2 separate regions of the Mus musculus genome follow, and region 1 is linked to region 2. A link is a loop called in an ENCODE intact Hi-C map of the cell type or tissue named here. Cell type or tissue: heart. All regions are shown on one strand. Links, peaks and the distances in the headings refer to the core of each region. The heading gives the core; the rest is flanking DNA. Region 1 has its middle 5.2 kb from the start of Adgrl2. Region 2 overlaps Adgrl2 (adhesion G protein-coupled receptor L2).

The links. Peaks named below come from ENCODE experiments on the same cell type or tissue, not always from the same donor. Only the 100,000 strongest peaks of a DNase experiment are listed, where the experiment ranks them.
Region 1: a loop joins it to region 2, with 1.9 times the contacts of the local background. A loop is called at or near these places in 2 of 42 quality-filtered maps.

What each region holds. Positions count from the first base shown.
Region 1 is chr3:148,956,300-148,963,391 of GRCm38, reverse strand. It overlaps a transcript of Adgrl2 not described here. Among named protein-coding and RNA genes, the nearest start is that of Adgrl2, 5.2 kb to the right of the region's middle. In heart, for the core only: no CTCF peak of the experiment used is centred there; DNase peaks (open chromatin) are centred at 2,441, 2,941 and 3,861; H3K4me3 peaks cover 1,097 bases; H3K27ac peaks cover 1,514 bases.
Region 2 is chr3:148,850,789-148,855,788 of GRCm38, reverse strand. It overlaps Adgrl2 (adhesion G protein-coupled receptor L2), which reads left to right. Exons shown (of 24, transcript NM_001081298.1): 6 at 2,929-3,222; 7 at 3,791-3,894; 8 at 4,768-4,953. Among named protein-coding and RNA genes, the nearest start is that of Adgrl2, 100 kb to the left of the region's middle. In heart, for the core only: a CTCF peak has its summit at 2,995; no DNase peak of the experiment used is centred there.

The DNA of each region.
Region 1 (7,092 bases), core at 1,193-6,192, 110 kb before region 2:
TGTATGTAATGAAGTCAGCAATAAGCAGTTTCCCCTTCAAAGTTCTCTAAATTAAAATGTTTTAAAAGTCATTACAGTATATACACTATATACCGTGTATATTCATTCATTCATTAATTCCTCATCAAATGAGGAAGTCTCGTAAGTTATTTAAATACTGCGTGAGTTTTTGTGAGTTTTTAATAACCTGATTTTGCTTTTTGTAAGACACTGCTGCTTTATTGTTTCCTATGTGTCATTTTATCAGGGGTTGTGAAATTACATTTGATTTTGAAAAATCACTTTTCTCAAAACCTCAGGCTTCTTCCAACTGTTTGAGTGGGACAGCTCTAACATAACTTAAAAATGTCTTAAACATGTATTATCTATTAACTGTTCATAATGATAAAGTTGGTATTTATTTCTGAAGATACGTGTTGACACACTCCTTTCTGATATTGCCTTAAACTTTTACAATAGGATCACAGTCTTAGCCAAGGCTTTCCTGGACATCTTTGTTTTTTGGAATTCTGGTTTTGGAAGACAACACTTCTATCTGCTCATTTATTTGAACTCAAACAGTCTCCTGTAACACTGGTAGTGGATTTAATTATTTAGAAACATTTGATATATTCCCTTTATCTAGAAATTTTTAAAAAAAACATAAATTTGAGTTTTCCTTGTAGACATTAGTAAATACACATGTGGAGGGGGACTTGGAGACCTAAGGGGACCTCACCTCACAGGCTTGCTCTTTCCTTAAGTCCCTCCTGTCATACTGATTTTGACCGTCTAGTTTTCTGGGAAGGTGGCGTATAGACTACATGAATAGAATATGATTACTTACGGAATCGTAGCTGCGGATGGAACAGGAGTTTAGTCACACTACGGAAACCCTTTAATGTTCTCCTTGATAGTACTTAGGGTGAGATCTGTACCGAGAGTCTGCAAGTGGGAAAATCAGAAAAACACAGTTGTTGACTTCCTACTCTCCTATGCAGCTGCTGAATTAGAGACCCAGATGTTTGTCAAGGGTCCCAATTCCCAGGAGGCAGGTTGTGTGCTCTCAATCTCAGCCTCAGATGTCACATTAAAGTTGGTATCAGGAGATCTTGGTATAAGGCAGAAACTCTGTTGCTGCCTTCCTTCTTGGGTATGAAATATATTTGTGACGATGAAGTTCTAAGAATTTAGTCATTATTTGTTTTATATATTCTCTATTTGGCATTTTCTAGTGTATTTTAATTCTCCATAGAGTTTTAATTTAATCACAGTCTGGGTATTTTTCTAACAATTCTCTTAGAACGTACTAGACTAACTATTGTGTGAAATAAACAAAAGGAAGACATTGATTTCAGAATGCAAGGTCAGAAAGGCCTCGGAGTTCCTCATTAGCCAATGAGAAGCAGGTAGAACGCTAAAATGACCCACTTCAGTGTGAAAGAAGCACAGAGTTACACGGAGCTATATAAAAAAATGGCAGTCTCCAAGGGAGAGCTAGCCTGCTTACTAGTTTATTGCAAACCTATGGTGCTGGGCACCAATCTTTCTTTTTCAGCTTTAAGCTTTATTTTCTCTTCAGTTCATTTGCTTGTCAGCCCTTTGTTGTTGGAGATAGCGTAGCCCAAGCTGTCTCTGAATATGAAGTAGTCTTCTTGTGTCAGCCTCCTGGAAACTGGAGTTACTGCAGGAACGAGAACGCTAGGTTCTGCCTAGACATTTTTTAGGTTACCTTTTGTATTTTTAAAGATCATTTGGATGCTTCTTTCAGATTGCCTCATCACCTCTGAGAAACCTCTGATGGTGAGGGACTGTAGTAACGTACAGCAGGCCTGGTTGCTGGAATTTCACTTATGGTTGTAGACACAGGCCAAGAGGGAATTTGACTACGACTCCTTCTATGATAATTAAGGCGCATTGCTAATTAGATGGGAGAAAATGTTTATGTTTGTTTTTCTGACTTAGAAGCCACTTCCCAGGTAGTTTGATTCATGAGATTTATCAGTCTGGAATAATTTGTTAATTTATAACATGTAATTGTTAGTGCTCTAAATAGCAATATAAATGGGTAAAATTAAGGTAGCTCAACTGGAAATAGTAAAAATTAAGTTAATACATAGTTATCATTACCTAAGGGATGTTAGCTTTGCTCATGTAAACATGTTGAAAATCAACTCATTATTCTTCTGGGTTTCTAGCACTTTCATAATCACAAAATGACATTGTTTACATTTTTTCATCCGAAAGTAAGTTATATTAGAACGCAGGCAGTGCGTTTATCTGATCCACTTCCTCACTGGACCTCGTGACTTTAGACTACGGGTGTGTTTCCCAGCCTGCTGGCTCTTGCCCTGGAGCAGCCTGTACGTTTCTCACTTTAAAGTATGCAGTGTGTCCATCAGGTGTGACTTAACTTTTGTCTGCTTCTTCATTTGCTAGGCCGTCATCCCGGCTGTGTATGCACCTAGCTTGTTTTTGACCCTGAGGGTGAGCTCCCATTGGATGATACGGGCTTTTCTCTTACTCTCCTGAGTGTGACAACTAGAAGTTGCTCAGTAAGACCCTGCTTATGGGTGGGCCTGTGGGCAGTGGTCAAGGTCAAGCTGCCCTCTCAACCTTGGTGGGCATGTTAGCTCTTCCCCAGAAGCAGCTGAGTAAATTCAGAAAAACAGCAAAGGAGTCTGGGATTGGACCCTCCTAGCAGCCAGCCAGCTTGTATTCTTACAAGGATTACCAACTGGGCCTCTCTCAGATTTTCCTTGTAGTCTTGGTGCCCATATTTGGGTATTTAGCTAACAAACAAACAACAAGAAAGTGCCTGAGCACAGGGAGTGTGCGGTGTGGACACCTTTAATCTGCAGGTAGAGAGCATGGGGGTGCTGGTGCAGGCAGGACCAGCCAGAATTGGTGAGCTGGCAACCGTAGACAAGCTCAGAGGATCCGTGGAGGACCTTGCCTCTGTAACGAAAGGGAGGAGAGATGAAGAAGATGCTGAACATTCGCCTCGGGACTGTGTACCACATATGTGGGTGTATGGGGACATATACACGAGGACAGGCGTACTGCACACCGTCTACAAACAGGTTATAAATACATGCATAGCCTTTCTGGGTCAGGTGTATTGGCAAAGCCCTGCGATCCCAGACTTTGGGAGGTGGAGGGAGGAAGAGAAGGAATTTAAGGCTGTCCTGAGTTAATCAGGGAGTCTGACCTACTTGAGCCTGTTTCAAAAATCCTAAATCATTCATTCATTCAACCAGAATAGCTTTTCCTTTCCCCAAAGAGGAAACCAACAATAACAGCAAGAACCCTGTCAGTATCCCCCAAATGCTTTCTAACAAGAAGTACAAAATGCTGGTAAAAATTTTTTTTTTCAAATATAAGTTTGAGGAATGTGTGTCAGCTTTCCAATGTACACAGTGCAGTAATTTCTCTTGCTCTGTGACTGTGCGGGCCCCCACCCCCCACCCCTTCTGTTTGGAACTTAAGTTACAAGTTTTCTGTGCTGTCATAAGATGTCCCCCATACTGGTTTGAAAATGACAGCTATTTGTTTTTGTCATTTCAACTGGATGGGTTTTAATGAGGAGGATGGCAGCCTGCCCCGACTGTGCCCGGTGTCCACAGCTTCAGCCTCTTTTGCGGGCTCAGCAAGACTCCTAGATGATAGCATGAGACGGAGGCAAGTGGGAGAATTCCCGAACCCTTTCTGCTCCTCTGTGCTCCAGAGGAGAATTTATTCCTTCACAACGAGGAGGTTTCAGTAAAGGGTAAGACCAATGACTCTTACGGGGACCTTAGCGGGAAGTGGTCAGAAAGCACTTGGGCATCGGCACCCTTGTCTGCTGGGATTAGACACGGGCAGAGAGGGGAGGGTGGGGCTACTGGCTGGCCACGTGGTTGTAAGGTTTCAGCCTTGCCACTTCCACCCCCCTCCCCCTCCAGTGCCGTCCTTAGGAAGGGAAGGAAATAAACTCAAAGCCCAAAGAAGCATCGGGTGTTGAGAAAGGTTCTGATTAGTGAGTTTGAAGGTTTGCTCTGGGCATTTGTTGGTGGGGAAACTCGCAGGGCTGTTGGCATTTTCTCAGGTCTGAGTGAAGAGGGCTCATTCTAACCTGCCTGTAATGGATGGAACAAAAAGTACTTATGAAAACTGAAAACCCTGACTGAGCTTTAGCTAAGCTGAAATGAATCTGTAACTTACTGGGGTGCAGGGGTGTGGGGAGGCTAGTCTCTTCCTCCTACCAATTTTTGTTAGTAAAATATGGAAAAGCTGCTTTTTTCCTGCCCCCAACCCCTACTATGTTGGACTGGGAAGCCCTGCCTGATAAGGATTACAATTTTATAGTGGAAATGAGATCAGAAAGAGTGATTTTTGTGAAGCCATCCTTTGTTTTCATTTAGAGTAGACATACATTTATGTGTCGACTCTAGGCTCGCCCGGAGCTTGCTTGCTTTATTTTCTGTAGTATGAGTGTGTATGCGCTATCAAGGACTCGTGACTCTGGTCAGTCTCAGGCTTAGAGGGCTCTTTCCCTTCCTGGCTCTCAGCAGGCTTCTCTCTGCATTTAGCCAGTGTTCTCAGTAGGGAAATGATTCTTCATTGTAGTAACCTTGCTTTTGGTAGAGAACCCAGCTTCATTCATCCATTGTAGCAAATTTTTGTTAAATTTCCTTTCCCTTTAATTGTCAGGGATGTTAAGTTCTGTTGGCTCAATGATGATGCTTATCGGCGATTCAGCCTTCTATCTTCTGTCCTTGTAAATGTGATTTCTGGCCCACCCCACGTAAAGACCTGACTGAGAACTGGTCAGTGGTGTTTCTCTTTCAAGTCTTTTCCCTGACAGTTTTAGGCACAAGGATGTTTATTGCAGCTGTTAAAAAAGCAGGTTATGGACCACAGTTGAGTCTGAACCGTCCAGGGCTGTAGGGTTGTGCACAGTGCTGAGCCGTATTCCTGGAAGTCACTCCCCAGCTGGGAAAGGCTTCCTAGTAAGGGATACATTAATTGACTTTTTACGTGGCTGAGTAATAGGATGTGTAGATCTGAAGAGGTCACAGCCGAGGCAGGGGAGACAATGACTTGCGGTTCACAGGAACAAGTTAGGATGAAGTAGCTGGGATCGTGTTGTTTGGAGAATGAGACGAAAGCCTAGGAGGTTGCCCATCAGAAACTTGGGTTTGCTGAAGATTCTAATTAGAGCCAGTTCAAGGAGTCCCGCGCACTCCCCAGCTTTACTGCATTGTGTGATACTTAGTATAAACTGTTAGACAGCCTCAGTCACTCTGCCATTCTTTACCCTTGCCCTGCTAAGTTTTCTGATGTGTTTGGAAAAAGATTTCCTGAAAATCTAAACACAAATAAGCAGTTAATCTGAGGTACTTTTCAAAGTAACTTTTTGATTGTTGGAAGGATATTTAGTACCCCATTTCTGATTTTGTTCCTATGTATTTTCCTTTGTGAAAAATACAACTATCATCTATCTATCTATCTATCTATCTACCTACCTACCTACTTACCTTCCTACCTACCTGTGCCCAGGAGACCCTTCAACAGTGATCCACCTGCCTCAGTCTCCAGCAAGTTCAGACTGTAGGTCTGCAGCAGTATGCCAGGCTGTGTCAGTGCTCTGAGCTGGCATTTGCAGGTAGTGTGAAAGGTTGGTCTGGTAGCCCTGTGAATGCCTGCCAGTTTCCTTGGGCTCCAGTTCACTTCAAGAACAAAGCTTTTTGGATCCCTTTCACCATATTTATTTATTCATTCTATTCTTAGCTGATTGTGGTGTGTAAGTATTTCAGTTTTCATTAACATTTGCTCAGTGAAGGGTTGTTTTTAATTTGGAACACAGCAGTAAAATCTGACTTAGTTTTCAAAAATTGCACTCAACGAATGAACTTCTGGAAACAATTGTACTTGATGTGAAAGTGATTCGTTATAGGTTGTAGGATGAGGAAAATAAATTTGATATTATTTTCCTTACTGCACAGGCAGATGAACGCCATCTTTATTTGCATAAAATAATCTACAATTTTACACATTCCAGAATCTTCTGTTTACCAGAAACAGCCAATTATACTGGGTCTCCCAGTCAAGTGGACTGTGCGTTGTAAAGTGTGTTTCACATCTCAAGCCTTAAAAGTACATGGGCTTTCAGTGCGTAAAATCTGCTTTTGTAGTCGGTGTGCTGGCCAAAGACCACAATAGAGGTCTTGGTTATGTGGTTTCTCTTGCCTTTCCCTCTCACAAGCTGTCCTGTCTTGGCAGCCGTTTCCTACAAGGCAGACATCAGCTCTTGATTTTTTCCTTCCTTTTCTCCCCACAAACAAGGACTCTTTCAAATAGTGGGTGACCAAAGACAGACGGATCTTGGATCGCTGTAAGAGACTGGAAACGGGTTTCAGAGTGGTGTAAGTGGGCAGGCTGCCTGTGTGGAGAGCTTGCTCGCTGAGAGAAAAGAACCTCTTGGAAGGAGAACTTGGACAGGCAAAACTTCTTGCTTGAGTATGGAGCCATCCAAAGGCTGGCTCAGTTTTAGTTGTAGCCATGAATGCATATCATTCACATATTGAATTTTTTTCTCAGCTGCCTGGTCAGGTGACTGAAGAGATTGAAGTGTGTGAGAAAAATGTTCACCGATGGGTGAGCAGTTGGGTGTCAGAGCGCTAACCTTTTGATCTGTCTAACGTACAATAATTTTCAGCGTTGAGACAGGAACTTTGCCACACACAGGAGGGTGGTAAACTACCAGTTTACTTCAGGTTATCTTTTGACTATCCCTGGGGGAGATGATAAGAGCGAGTTGGCTGGCTCTGCATATGGAGGGGCATCTTGTCTACATTATGTTTTGATGTCTTCCTTCTTTCTGGGTCATTTGAATTTGGAGGAGGATGAAACACGGCGCCTCTTTGTTTTTATTTTCTTTCTTTTGATAGCGAAGCTTTTGCTGGTGTTCTTAAAGCTGCGTAATCCCCACAGCTCCCCTAGTCATGGCCATACCTAAAACTCTCTTCAGAGCTCAAATATGGGCTGAAGTGTATATATGCATACACAGGGGTGTAGTTAGACATAGTTCTATCCCTTAACCTGTAGGCATGATAAAACCAATTCCTTATA
Region 2 (5,000 bases), core at 1-5,000:
AGTAAACTCTCTTCATACAGCAGCATGAGGGTAAATGTAATGGGTGTGCACTTTTTCTCACCAGCTTGGATAGTATCTGGCTGGAGGTCATTCATTCACCAGTGAGTGAACGATCAGACTTTGGTAAGCTTGCCCTTAGTGCACTTGGATATAGTTCTCAAACGGATAGAGGAAGAGCCTGGCAATCCACAGATCATCTCTGGGTACTTAGGTAGACAGAATCTTTTTCTACTCATTCAAGTCTTCCCGGGTACCAGTCAATGTGCTTGTTAGCACTGGCACTTTGGTCTCACCAAAACAGTGCACAGTAGTCGCAGCCCAACCGAGTGTTTGCTAGGATGTCCTGGTAAACAGAACCTTGTAAAAAGAGTTGGTATCCGTATTACAGTTTTCTCTCATGTTGGTCTTCGGAGAGCGTTCTCAAAGTCTGAACCTTTTGCCATGTTCATGATGAAACTTGGTCTTTCCATATCCCAGAATAAGGGCACACTGCTTTGTAGGACTGTCCTTTTCTCCACCTTTCAACAAGCTCTTACCTAGAAAGGTAAGATCAAACATTTAATATGATAACCGGGTGACCTTAAAGCAGTCACCTGCCTTCTCCACGACCAGGTTTCCATGTGTATGAAAAGACAATCTGTGCCTGCCTCATGGAGCTGTGGTAAGGCTTGATCTATTATTGATCCAGGCTGTGGCTTGTCATGACATCTGCCTGTGAATGCTGACAAAATACCACCAGCTTAGATCATTGCTGGATGCCCTGCCTTCTTTTGTCTCTACTCGAAGAAAGAGCTAATGATTCTTAGAAACGCCTCTTAAATATAAAAATTTATGCCTTGGAGTATCCCAAAGTTTCAGTCTTCCGACTTCCCACGAATTCTAGTGACTCCCTATGGTTTAATATATTGATGAAAATATAGGAATGCAGGGCTGCAGTGTGCTCTATGAGATTTTCGTGAATCCAGTGGAGATCCTGTTATTTGCCTCGCCTGGGTCTTTGCTGACCCTTAGCTAGCAGTGAGTACCTGTGGTATTAATCCGTATCTCACTGGTCCCCTGTGTACTGATGAGTGTAGTGTCAGGCAATGCGTAAGGGGCTGTAACTCCAAGCCCTTTTGTCCTGCCCTTTTCTCTCTCCACTCTCTCTGATTCGTTGCTCCCTCCTGGAGACGGGATTCAGCCATTGTCATGTGGCACTTTTGCTAAAGATTGTGGTGCTTTGACAAATGTTAATTTCGAAAGCACTGGAAGCTCCCCCCTCCCCCGCCCAGGTTTAGCGGGATGTCGGGAGGGTGCCCTCACAGACAGAGACAGACAGGTTTGAATGGTTTCCCCAGCAGCTGGCCAGGCATGTTGTTTGACTGATGTACACAGACGCTTCTCATACATACAGCCGTTCACTTTAGCTTAGAAATAAAACACATGCCTAAAAGTTCCCCAGTGAGATGGAAGGGGAGGAAAACCTAAGTCTAATAATATATAAAATTAGAAATGAATATATATACCTTTTATTGTCATCTTAGCATGCTCTCAACCTATGAGAATTAATTTCATGAATGCTTTTAAGACAGAGTCTCAAGTCTTAAACATAGGAGTGAATTTGAATATACTTTTCAGTGCTCAGTATTGTAGCTTGTTTCTTGTGTGTAGGTAAAACAAAAAAATTTTTAATTCACGTGTTCATTGTATGTAGTGATGGATTACAGTAAAAATTCTCATTTGAGCATATCAGTGTTAAATTTTTTTGGTATAAGAAAAACTTATGGACCCTAAATTTAAGTTAACCCACATGTAAGATTTTAAGAATAAATGTAGATAGAACTTTTGAATAATTCTGACAGATTTTAAATGTTACTATGTTCTTGCTGACATGTTTCTTTAATGCTTAGTTGTTAGCGGAGAAAACGATTGAGCATTCTTGTTTTAGAATCTGGTTGACTTTTTTAGAAGATAAACCCTTTCCTTACAACAATTCCTTTTTGTTTATTTTGAAACGTGTGACTATAGTTCTTTTGCCTTGCCTGCTACGGGCTGGTGAGATAGCTAGCAAAAGGTGGATTTTTTGACTCCCGGTCTTTTTAAAAGCCCTGTCTGGATAAGAGACTACACGGGGCGCTCTGCCCTTTCATCCTCACCTTTGTGAAGTAAAGATGCAAAACCCAGAGCAGAATAAGCGTGCCAAACTTATCTTCTGTTTGGATGTAATCAGGCATGCTCCAAATCCCTCGAGCAAGAATGGCTGCTGGCTGGAAAGATGTCAGCGTTTGTTTTCCTCCGGGATATAGTGTGGGTGACTTCAGATCTTTTTATTATCCTAATTATCTGTAATTGTCAGAGGGTCTTTGTGTTTTTTGTTTTTCACCCCCCTTGATCTTTTGGTTTTGTTTATGAAATATATTTGTACAACACAGTTTTCCTGCGTCTACTTCGTTTCTTTAGAGCTGGGGTTCTCATCCTATAGGTTGTGACCCCTTGAGGTTCAAAAGACTCGTTAGCAGGGATCACATAGCAGGTATCCCACACAGCAGATACTTAACATTATCATATGGAACCACAGCAGGATTACAGTTGACAATGAAATAGTTTTATGGTTGGGGGTGTGCACAACACTTGGAACTGTAGTAAGAGCCTTAGAGATGGAGACCCTCAGAGCTTCATGAGGAAATTACAGTTAAATCATGTGACCATATTGCACCGAGATCCAGGATCACCTTTTAGCCCTATAAATAAATTGTAATAAATGTGATTTTTCTTCTTCTTCTTTTTCTTCTTTTCCTTCCCTACTATGATTCTGTTTGTTGGTTTGGGGGATACAGATGGGTGAAGGGGTGTGCAAGTGCGTATGTGCATGCATATATTCACATACGTGCACCTCTAGGTGGGCATGACGGTGTGTTTGAGGTTAATACATTCGTCTTTTTTTCATAGTGCCTACCACAGCTGTGACAATAACTTCTTCAGCTGAGCTGTTCAAAACCACAATATCCACCACGAGCAGTGCCTCCCAGCGAGGCCCCGTGAGCAGCACTGCAGCTGGTCCTCAGGACGGAAGCAGAGGGACAAAGCCACCTCCAGCCGTCTCTACAACCAAAATTCCTCCTGTAACAAATATTTTTCCCCTGCCAGAGAGATTCTGCGAAGCGTTAGACTGGAAGGGGATAAAGTGGCCTCAGACACAAAGGGGGATGATGGTTGAGCGACCCTGTCCCAAGGGAACAAGAGGTATTTCCTGCACCACACAGCACACACTTTTATAGTTTAATAAGTATCTTCTAAGCAAGACCGGAAAGGTTTCAATAGTGAGAAATATTTACACGAGCCGATATCATTATTTCATTATATTACCAATAGAGATTTGTTGTTTTTTTTTTTTCTGTTGTTGTTGTTGTTTTTCTAACAATTTAAAGGTTTTTAAATTGTGAGTGTCACTTAGGTCAGGCACAGAACTGCCTCTCCATTTCCTATGTCGAACTTGAGTCTTTGTCCCAAGACTCTAGTGAGGTTCCCCTACAGCTGCTGTTCTCATTACAGCCATTTTCTTGGATGAGCCCCAAAAGAAAGGGCTTTTTGGTTGCCCCGGCCCCACTCGAAATGCCCCACACCCCATGCTTACTTTATATTTAGTTTATAATCTTTTGTATTGCCTGCTACTTTTTGTCAGCTATTGCCAACTACTGCGGGTAGCACTCATTCAAACTGTAGCACCCAGCCTAGCATCCTCAAAATCAGTTTCCCAAAAGCTGGCAGAACAGAGCATCCGCCTCACCACTCTTCTCTGCGTCTGCTGCAGGGACGGCCTCGTATCTGTGCATGGCTTCCACGGGAACATGGAACCCGAAGGGCCCTGATCTTAGCAACTGCACGTCTCACTGGGTGAACCAGCTGGCCCAGAAGGTGGGTTGGAATTTCTGATGGGACATACCCTTTGAGAACTTGACGTTCTGACATAAATAGTTTAGTTTTCTGTGTTAAACCAAGCCTTTGTTCAGCACAAAAGTGTTTTTGTTTTTAAGGTATAGTGTGTCTATAAACTACTCATCGAATGTTAGCTTTGTTTGGGGTTAAGCTGTTTTCTGTGTTAAGCTGTTTAACCAGTGCATAATTGTTTTAATTTCATCCACATGTAGTTCGTCCTGATTCTTTTAATGTTCATGAGACAAATAGTGTATTGGCCCAATAAATCAAGTATCATTAAGTTTGCAGCTGAACCCACAGAATGCAAACAGATATTTGTATCACACAGTATTAGAAGACAATGAGGAAAAGTGAACCTGAAGCAGACCTAGAAACTTCTACTTAGAATTTTGCACTGGACTGTAGTACTCTTAATTTTCTCTCCATCTAGCTTTCTTGAAATACAGACATTAGTTGATAATTCTAGGTATCACTCTGCCTTCTGATGTAAAATCTACATCATTGGAATAAGTAAAAAACAAAAATTAAAATAACAACTTAAAGTGGTTGTAGGGAAATGAGAGCAGACAAAAACAAAAAACAAAAGGATGTCTCTAGCCCTCTCCTTTTGTTTCGTGTGTGTGTGTGTGTGTGTGTGTGTGTGTGTGTGTGTGTGTGTAAGAGAATTTCTTCCTGTGGTAAGGATCTAAAAGCCTTTAATCTTCTGAGATGTAGAGAATGTTATGGGTCTCAATTAGTTGCAGATTTTGACATATTTGCAAATGTTTTTTTTCCCCCACCACAACAGAGGTGCTTAAAGAGAACTAAAAAGCCACAGATAGTTTACTGAGATACTGTGCACTGCCTTTTCAGATCAGAAGTGGAGAGAATGCTGCGAGCCTGGCCAATGAACTAGCTAAGCACACCAAGGGGCATGTGTTTGCAGGGGACGTGAGCTCCTCTGTGAGGCTGATGGAACAGTTGGTGGACATCCTGGATGCTCAGCTGCAGGAGCTGAAGCCGAGTGAGAAGGATTCGGCTGGGAGGAGCTATAACAAGGTAGGAGGAGCTATAACAAGGTAGGAGGAGCTTTAACAAGGTACTAG